2 separate regions of the Homo sapiens genome follow, and region 2 is linked to region 1. The links are chromatin contacts, found by Hi-C or POLR2A ChIA-PET in ENCODE. All regions are on one chromosome and are shown on one strand. Each heading gives the region's core, a stretch centred on a gene start or an enhancer-like site at or near the end of the contact. The rest is flanking DNA. Distances are from core to core; before and after follow the strand shown. Region 1 holds the start of ERCC2 (ERCC excision repair 2, TFIIH core complex helicase subunit). Region 2 holds the start of RTN2 (reticulon 2).

Region 1 (4,349 bases), core at 1,850-4,349:
TACAGAGGACTCTGTAGGTGACAGTAAAGATTTTGGATCTGGGCTGGATGCAGAGGCTCACGCTTGTAATCCCAGTACTTTGGGAGGCTGAGGGAACAGGATGGCTTGAGCCCAATACCAGCCTGGGCAACATAGCGAGACCCTGTCAATAACAAAATATATTTTCTTCCTGTAGGAGATAGAAAAGTAAACATAAAAAAATTTATGTAAATAAATTAAGCCGGGCACAGTGGCTCACGTCTGTAATCCCACCACTTTGGGAGGCTGAGGTGGGAGAATTGCTTGAGCTCAGGAGTTCAACCAGCCTGGACAACATAGTGAGATACCCTCGTCTCTACAAAAAATTAAAAAAAATTAACCAGGCGTGGTGTCGTGTACCCGCAGTCCCAGCTACTCAGGAGGCTGAGGTGGGAGGATCACTTGAGCCCTGGAGGTCAAGGTGGCAATGAGCCAAATTCACACCACCATACTCCAGGCTGGGACAGAGCAAGACTCTGTCTCCAAAAATACAGCCGGGAAGGGTGGCTCACACCTGTAATCCCAGCACTTTGGGAGGCTGAAGTGGGTGGATCTTTTGAGGTCAGGAGTTTGAGGCCAGCCTGGCCAACATAGTGAAACCCCGTTTCTACTAAAAGTATAAAAATTAGCTGGGCAGTAGTGGTGCGCACCTGTAATCCCAGCTACTAGGGAGGCTGAGGCCAGAGAATTGCTTGAGCCTGGGTGGCAGAGGTTGCGGTGCGCTGAGATTGTGCCACTGTACTCCAGTCTGGGCGAAAGAGTGAGACCTTGTCTCAAAAATAAATAAATTAAGAATTAATTAATTTAAAAAAGAGATTTCGATCTGCCCCTGCCTTCCCCTCCAGCTGCCCTTTCTCTGCTCCCTGTGCTCAACTCAGAGCTCCACCCCCACAGGCTTCCTTTCAGCACTCACAGGCCTCAGCTTTCTTCTGGCCTAGAGCTTTTGTGTATGATGGTCTCTCTCCCTGGAACACCTTTCTCACTTCTCTCATCCATCCCCTCTTGCTGGTTGATCTCTTCTAATTATTTTCTGGCTCTACTCAAACCTCGCTTCTTCCACGAAGCCTTCTCTGATCACTTGGCCAACACTCACACCCCACAGTTGACAGTAGACATCCTGTCATAATAAGTCTTTTTTTTTTTTCTTTTTCTGGGACGGAGTCTTGCTCTGTCACGCAGGCTGGAGTGCAGTGGCGTGATCTTGGCTCACTTCTGCCTCCTGGGTTCAAGCAATTCTCCTGCTTTAGCCTCCCGAGTAGATGGGATTACAGATGCATGCCACTATGCCTGGCTTTTTTTTTTTTTTTTTTTTTTTTAGTAGAGATAGGGTTTCACCATGTTGACCAGGCTGGTCTTGAACTCCTGACCTCGTGATCCATCTGCCTTGGCCTCCCAAAGTGCTGGGATTACAGGCATGAGCCACTGCACCCAGCCCATAATCAATCTTTATGGTGACTTGAAGTTTTCCTTCACAGCACTTTTGTACTTGTGATTATACACGTGCGCACACACACACACACACACACACACACACACATTTGAGATAGGTTTTCACTCCTGTTGCCCAGGCTGGAGTGCAGTGGCACAATCACTGCCCATTGCAACCTCTGCCTCCCAGGCCCAGGTGATTCTCCCACCTCAGCCTCCTGAGTATCTGGGACTACAGGTGCACGCCACCACGCCCAGCTAATTTTTGCATTTTTTGTAGAGACGGGTTTTCACCATGTTGCCCAGGCTGGTCTCTAGCTCCTGAGCTCAAGCAATGTACTCGCCTTGGCCTTCCAAAGTGTTGGAACCACAGGCACGAGCCACCACTCCAGGCTGTAATCATATATTCATTTGTATATTTAATATCTGTTCTTTGAGGCCAGGCCTGGTGCCTCACCCCTGTAATCCCAACAATTTGAAAGGCTGAGGGGAGAGGATCACTTGAACCTGCGAGTTTAACCAGCCTGGGCAACGTGGTGAGACCTCGTCTCTAAAAAAATTTAAAAAATAAAACTTAGCTGGGCTTGGTGGTGCACACCTGTGGTCCCAGCTACTCTGGAAGCTGAGGTGGGAGGATCGCTTGAGCCCAAGAGGTGGAGGCTGCAGTGAGCTGTGACTGTGCCACTGCACTCCAGCCTTGGCGACAGAGAAAGACCCTGTCTCAAGGAAAAAAATCTGTTCTTTGAGGGCAGGTGCTGAGGCTGTCATGGTCACCTTTCTGTTCCCAGGGGCCAGCACAGGATCAGACACATGGTAGATGCCACATAGCTATTTGTTGAAGAAACAAACAAAAGCTAGCATTTATGTTTTATTTATTAGTTATTATTATTAATATTTGAAATGGAGTTTCGCTTTTGTTGCCCAGGCTAGAGTGCGACGGCGCCATCTCTGCTCACTGCAACCTCTGCCTCCCAGGTTCAAGCAATTCTCCTGCTTCAGCCTCCCGAGTAGCTGGGATTACAAGCATTTGCCAGCACGCCCGGCTAATTTTGTATCTTTAGTAGAGACAGGTTTTCTCCATGTTGGTCAGGCTGGTCTTGAACTCCCGACCTCAGGTGATCCACCTGCCTCAGCCTCCCAAAGTGCTGGGATTACAGGCTTGAGCCACCGCGCCCGGCCTGCAAAGCCATTTCTAACTCTTGGGCCCAGAAAGGATCACCAATTTCCCTGTCATTCTCCGTTAGACTATTCGCTACTGAGACGATTTTTTTTTTTTTTTGAGACGAGGTGGAGGGGCGGGGGTTCTCGCTATCTTGCTCAAGCTGATCTCGAACTCCTGGGTTCGATCAATACTCAGACAATCTTGGCAGGCGCAGGAGGACCAAATTCTAGTGAATGAGATCGAGTCTCTCGGCTCTTTCCCTTCCATGTTTTCTTTTTGATTGGCCCTCGACGATCCTCAGTGACGCCTCCCGCACCGCCTCACCCGAGAGTCAGCCGCCCTCGCTTTTCCGTGCGCACGCGCAGTATCCCGATTGGCTCTGCCCTAGCGGATTGACGGGCAGGTTAGCCAATGGTCTCGTAATATAGGTGGAGCGAGCCCTCGAGGATGTCCACGACCCGGCCTCTCGCTGAATATTCATGAGGGAGGCGGGTCGACCCCGCTGCACAGTCCGGCCGGCGCCATGAAGTGAGAAGGGGGCTGGGGGTCGCGCTCGCTAGCGGGCGCGGGGGGTCTTGAAGATGGGGTCATCGGTGGGCGCGCCTGGGTCCCCAAGGGGGCGAGGGGAGGGTGAAGGGGTGGGACGGGGGCAGCCGCAGGGAGCAGCAGTGATAGCGAGGAGACACTGAGGGGGCCCCGAGGCTCCTGAGGACCTGAGGGTTACCGGGGGCGCCGGGCCCGTCACCCTTCTCTGGGCTCGACGACCGGGCACTGTGGAGGCGGGAGAGGGGCTGAGGGGACGGGAACTGACCCAGCAGCCCCTGCCGCCAGGCTCAACGTGGACGGGCTCCTGGTCTACTTCCCGTACGACTACATCTACCCCGAGCAGTTCTCCTACATGCGGGAGCTCAAACGCACGCTGGACGCCAAGGTGGGTGGCCGGTGGGCCCGACCCGCCCACTCGACCGGTGGGGCTGCCACGCCTGGGCCTAAGACAGATTGCAGGACGTCTGGATTTTAGAAGTCCGAGGTCCCTGGGAATCCAGGACCCCATAATCTTCCGTTATCTAAAACAATAATGGTGAATAGGCTGGGCGCGGTGGCTCGCGCCTGTAATCCCAGAGCTTTGGGAGGACGAGGCGGGCGGATCACTTGAGGTCAGGAGTTGGAGACCAGCCTGGCCAACACGGTGAAACCCCGTCTGTACTAAAAATACAAAAATTAGCCAGGTGTGGTGGCGGGCGCCTGTAATCCCACCTACTCGGGAGGCTGAGGCAGGAGGATCGCTTGAGGCCAGGAGTTGGAGGCTGCAGTGAGCCATGATTGTGCCACTGCATTCCAGCCTGGGCAATAGTGACACTTGTCTCTTAAAAAAGAAGGGAGAAAAGTTCACTATATATCAGCTACTGTGCCAAATATTTAACCTGCAATTTCTCACAATCCTCATAGTCATGTTATGAGGAAGGTTTTATTATTAGGCCCATTTTATTTTATTTATTTATTTTTGAGATTGAATTACAGGTGCGCGCCACCACATCTGGCTAATTTTTTGTATTTTTAGTAGAGACGGGGTTTCACCTTGTTGGCCCAGCTGGTCTTGAACTTCTGACCTCAGGTGGTTCACCTGCCTCAGCCTCCCAAAGTGCTGGGATTACAGGTGTGAGCCACCACGCCTGGCTTTAGGCTCATTTTAGAGATAGGGATACTGAGGTCTGGGGAGGTGAAGGTACTTGCCTAAGAC
Region 2 (4,644 bases), core at 1,863-4,362, 130 kb before region 1:
CATCTCAAAAAAAAAAAGAAAAAAAGAAAAAGTTATGGCACAGCCTTCACTGGCCAACCACCCCTCCAGCTGGGCCCCCAGAGTCTGCTCACCAGCGATTCTGCAGCCCAGGGCTGCGTCCAGTGCTAGCTCCCTCCTGATCGCCTCCTCAGAAGGCCTAGGGGCCCCAGGGAAGCAGACCAGGATGCAGGTCATGTTGTCCAGGCTGCCCTGAAGCCGGTGGAGAAAAAGGAGCCCGGTGGGGGAGAGTCCAAGGCAGAGCTTCCCAACAATCCCCAGGTTCAAGTCCCCCACTTCATTCTACTTATGCCCATTTCTTTCGCGTCCCACCCACCTGCCAATCCTCTCTTACTGGGACCAAACCCGGTCCTAGGCGCTCCCAATTGAGAGAACAATGCCTTTTCCCTAAAGCTCCGCCCGCTCTGATGTTTACCTGCTCTTCCACCTTCCAGCACTAATCAATACTTCCGGCCCGGCTCCTACGACCCAGAATCGCCCCTTTCCAAAAGACCACGCCCTTTCTCTTAAGTCCCTTCCACTAACTCTCCCGTGCCTCAAAGCATCCCTCAGGCTCCGCCCCTGTATTTTGGCCCTGCCCACTTCAGGCCACGCCCTTCGCTTGAGTCCTATCCCCTCCTTTGCTAGCTTTACTCTTGCCTCTCTATCAAAGCCCTCCTCCCCAAAACCCCGAGGCTCTCTCCCTCTGCTGCACCAAGCCCCAAAGGTACCACGCCACGCCCCCAGGACCTTGCACAGACACGTGTCCAACAGCTGCGCGCAGAGAAGCTCTGGGGCCAGGCCCAAGCGGAGGCGTGAAGCCACCAGTCCCGCCAGGGCAGCACCAGACACAGTGTCCCAGACGCCATCAGAGGCCAGGAGCATGAACTCGTCCTCAGCCTGGCGTGCCAGTGCGGCCACCTCTGGCTCCGCAGAAACGAGCTGTAGCTCGGGGGGCCTCCCCGGAGCCTCCTTGTAGGTAAAGTCGCCCAACGCTCGCGACACGGCCAGAGAGCCCTCGACGCGGCGGCGGCGGATGGTGCCGCCAGCGGCGTGGATGCGCTCGCGTTCCCGGGGTCGAAGGGGCCGGTGGTCCTCTGTGCTGAAGGCCACGGCGCCAGCGCGGCTCAGCACCGCGCGGGAGTCACCGCAGTGCGCCAGGTACAGAAACCGCGGGGAGACCAGCAACACCACGGCCGTGCAGCCGCCCGTTTCCACGCGGGGCCAGAGGGAGCGCAGGCGCTCGTCGGCGCTCAAGAAGGCTCGGCGCAGCGCCTCGCGCACGCCCTCGGGCTCGCTAGGCTCCGGGCCCAGCTCCTGGAGCACATGGCCTGGCAAATGGCGTGCACCGAAGCGGGCAGCTCGAGCCCCACCGTGGCCGTCGAGGACGGCAAACAAGGCCCAGCCCGGGGGCAGACCAGGTAACGAAAGCCAAGTGCAGTGAGCATCCTCCATGCGCGCGCGCCAGCCTTGCGCTGCGCTCGCCCCGAAGCGCAGGCCCCCAGACGCCTCGGCACCCCCGTGCGGCCGCTGGGCGCGGCGCGGCGCTGTCAACAGAGACCGAGGCCCTTCGGGGGCCCTGCGCCCCGCCTCCTCCTCCTCCTCTTCCTCCCTCCCCTCCTTCTCCCTCTCCTTTTTCTTGCAAGCGGTCCAGAGGAGACGCTGCAGCTGGCGGGCCAGGACCGCCATCCTTCAGCCCTGGGATCAGGAAGGCTCCACCCTGTACACCTGCCCGCCCCCTCCATTAATCCCCTCCGCTGTGAGATTTTAAACCATCTAAATCTCCTTCCTGTCCTTTGACCTGCTCTTTAGGCGGGTCACTAGAAGGAATTACACTTCTGGGTCTCCTGTTTCCTGCACCTACAAAGCGGGGTTTGGGATCTGAATCAGGAAAAAAAAAGAAAAAAGATAATACTGTACCAGTGGCAAACTATTACATAGTACTAATGTGTCACACACTGTTATACATCATCATCTCCAGTTTACATATGGAAGAAGAAACAGAGTCACAGAAGTAACCGGTGTTCCAGGGAAACTAATTCTAGAATCTGTGTTCTCAACACAACACTCAGTCCAAGCTCCTCCCACCTCAGTGGTACAGCCCCCAGCCTCAAAACCTGTAAATACCATACTTGGCCGGGCGCGGTGGCTCACGCCTATAACCCCAGCACTTAGGGAGGCCGAGGCAGGCGGATCGCTTAAGCCCAGGAGTTTGAGACCAGCCTGGGAAACATAGCGAGACCCCGTCTCTACAAAAATTAACATTTAGCCAGGCGCGGTGGAACACACCTGTGATCCCAGCTACTCAGGAGGCTTAGGTGGGAGGATCACCTGAGCCCGGGAGGTCGAGGCTGCAGTGAGCCGTGATCGTATCACTGCACTCCAGCCTGGGCAACAGAGCGAGACCCTGTCTCAAAAAGATATATATATATATATATATATATATATATATATATATATATACATATTTTTTTTTTCTTTACTGTTTTTAGTTCGACCCCTCCCCTCTGGGGCTTCGCTTATTTTCTCTTCCAGGCCCCGCCCATCCAGGATTCAGGCACACAGCTCCAGACCCTTCTAATTTTCGCAGACCTGGAATCGCCTGGAATCCGACCCCACCCAGTTATATTTGAATAATTCCCTGTTGCTTTAGCCCTGCCCACGTTTGAGCTCCTCCGCGTGCCCCAAAAGTTTCTGAATCGTTTCATTCGGCCCCCTTTCTCGCTCCCTCTGCAAATCTAGGCTCGGACCCTACCTCAGAGCATTAGAATCTTTCCACCCCCTCCTCAATGGCACCCCGAGCACCACCCCAACCCACCCAGGGATCCACGCTCTCATCCTCTCTGCCGTGGCTCGTTCACCATCCTCTCCCAAGTCCCTCGCCAGACTCCAGGCCTCCTTCCCTCTTCCCCTAAAGGCTGCGCCCTCTGCGATCTAGGCCCCGCCCTTCAGGCCGCTTTCCCCTCCTTCCTGGCTCCGTAGCCCACCCTCTTGGTTCCGCCCCTTTAGTAAGAAGGCCACGCCCCTCCGCCTGATCCTCGGCGTTTCCCCGCCCCTCACCCTCCCTCTGGTACCGCCCCGCCCGTCTTCTGGCCCCGCCCCCGGCCGCGCGCTGCAGTGCCTTCCCCACCTCGGCCCCGCCCGCCCCCGCCGAGCCGAGCACCAGGGCGGCGGCGGCGGCGGCGGCGGCGGCGGCGGCTGGAGCAGCCCGGGAGGAGGAGGCGGCGAGAATGGCAGCGGCGTCGTGGGCGCGGCGGAGATGAGCGCCCGCGACCCCGGGCCCAGGGCGGCACAGCCGGAGTGGGCGGGGGTCCCGATGCAGGCCCGAGGGGGGCCATGGGGCAGGTCCTGCCGGTCTTCGCCCACTGCAGTGAGTAGAGGAAGACTGGGGCCTGGTGTGGGCCCCAGAGGTTCAGGTGGGGTACTCCCCGGTGTCCCCTCGGCGCTTGCCCGCAGGAGAGCCGGGATGGGGGGAGGAGGCATAGGAGACAAAGGAAGCTCTCCCCTCCCCCGCGCTCTGGCGGCGACGGGGGTAGCCTGACCCGGAGGACCTGGACGAAACAGGGCGGAGGTGAGGGGGCACTGAGACAGCAGGCGGGGGGCGCGCTGCGCTCTGGGACGTACCGCCCGGCCCCGCCCGGGAGCGAGGACGCGCGCGGGGAGCTGTCCCCTGGCTCTGGTGCTGGCCGCAGCTGGCGGGGAGGGGGTTGAACGGAGGGTAGAGCCAGGATGGAAAACAGGGGTCTGGCTCCCAATCACTTGCCTTCGCATCCCATCCCCGTTTTCTGTCCAAGAGGCAGCCCCGACCTCGCCCAAACTGTCCAACCCTGTCCCGGGAAAACAGCCATCCGTGGTTTGGGGGCAAGGACTCATGGGTTCTTAGCGGTCTTTACCACTGGTTAATGGTAATCCTGGGGAAGACCCACACCATTCCAGGCCTCCTATTCCCCAGCTGAGGAAACGAGGTGAGGGCACAGGGCGTCAGATTTCAATTTCCAAACCGCATTGAGCATCATCTATGTGCAAAGCTCTGAACTAGCTCTAAGGGGCTGGATTCCCAGCTGAAAACGCCTAGCCTCACAATCTCTGAGCTCACAGCTATAACAGTCCATGTCTACCGTTCTCTGTCCCACACATGGGGGTTCTGACAGCTGGGGATTTCAACACCCTTAGATCTAGCCATTTCCATGTCTCGCGTGTCCAGATGCCAAAATTCTAAGAATTGGTGATTTCAGCATTTTCGAGTATCATCCCAACATTCTATGATCTTGTCGTTAACTTCAGATTACAAAGGGAGGACCACCTCGTCTGTCTCTCCCCACCGCCCTTACCTCTCTGTTCTCACCTCCCACTCCTCTCCTCCTCAGTCACTCTTCTCCAGTCATATCTTCGCACCTCTCAGTTCCTCAGATGCCAAGCATGGTGCCTGGCTCAGGGCCTTTGCACTGGCTTTCTTCTCTACCTGGAAGACGTCCCTGAACATCTGCATGGCTTCCTCACTTCCTTCAGATCTCTGCTCAAACGTCATCTTATCAGAGAAGCCTTCTTGACCACCCTATGAGAAACAGCACCCCTTCACTTTCTCTTCCCCTACCCTTCTTTACTTTGCTCCCTATGCTCATCTGCACCCGACGTCATATATTCACT

The links. Hi-C counts contacts between places; a loop is a spot of excess contacts on that map. ChIA-PET counts read pairs that join two places held with the same protein, here RNA polymerase II (POLR2A). Pooled maps may share reads with other maps.
Region 2: a pooled map shows a loop between it and region 1 (4-fold over the local background). The contact joins the promoter of RTN2 here to the promoter of ERCC2 in region 1. A Hi-C loop is called at or near these places in 2 of 168 maps with a recorded cell type or tissue (CD8-positive, alpha-beta T cell and naive thymus-derived CD4-positive, alpha-beta T cell), 1 of 37 single-sample maps with no recorded cell type and 10 of 50 pooled maps. POLR2A ChIA-PET finds 5 or more read pairs at or near these places in 7 of 52 experiments (GM12878, H1, HCT116 and 4 more).

What each region holds. Positions count from the first base shown.
Region 1 is chr19:45,369,323-45,373,671 of GRCh38, reverse strand. It overlaps ERCC2 (ERCC excision repair 2, TFIIH core complex helicase subunit), which reads left to right and starts at 3,099. Exons shown (of 23, transcript NM_000400.4): 1 at 3,099-3,136; 2 at 3,440-3,539. The coding sequence starts at 3,132. RefSeq lists enhancers at 2,806-2,885, 3,504-4,345.
Region 2 is chr19:45,495,515-45,500,158 of GRCh38, reverse strand. RTN2 (reticulon 2) reads left to right here and starts at 3,112. Exons shown (of 11, transcript NM_005619.5): 1 at 3,112-3,367. The coding sequence starts at 3,334. PPM1N (protein phosphatase, Mg2+/Mn2+ dependent 1N (putative)) reads right to left here and starts at 1,716. Exons shown (of 5, transcript NM_001080401.2): 1 at 748-1,716; 2 at 93-210. The coding sequence starts at 1,686. RefSeq lists silencers at 1,419-1,488, 2,904-3,213.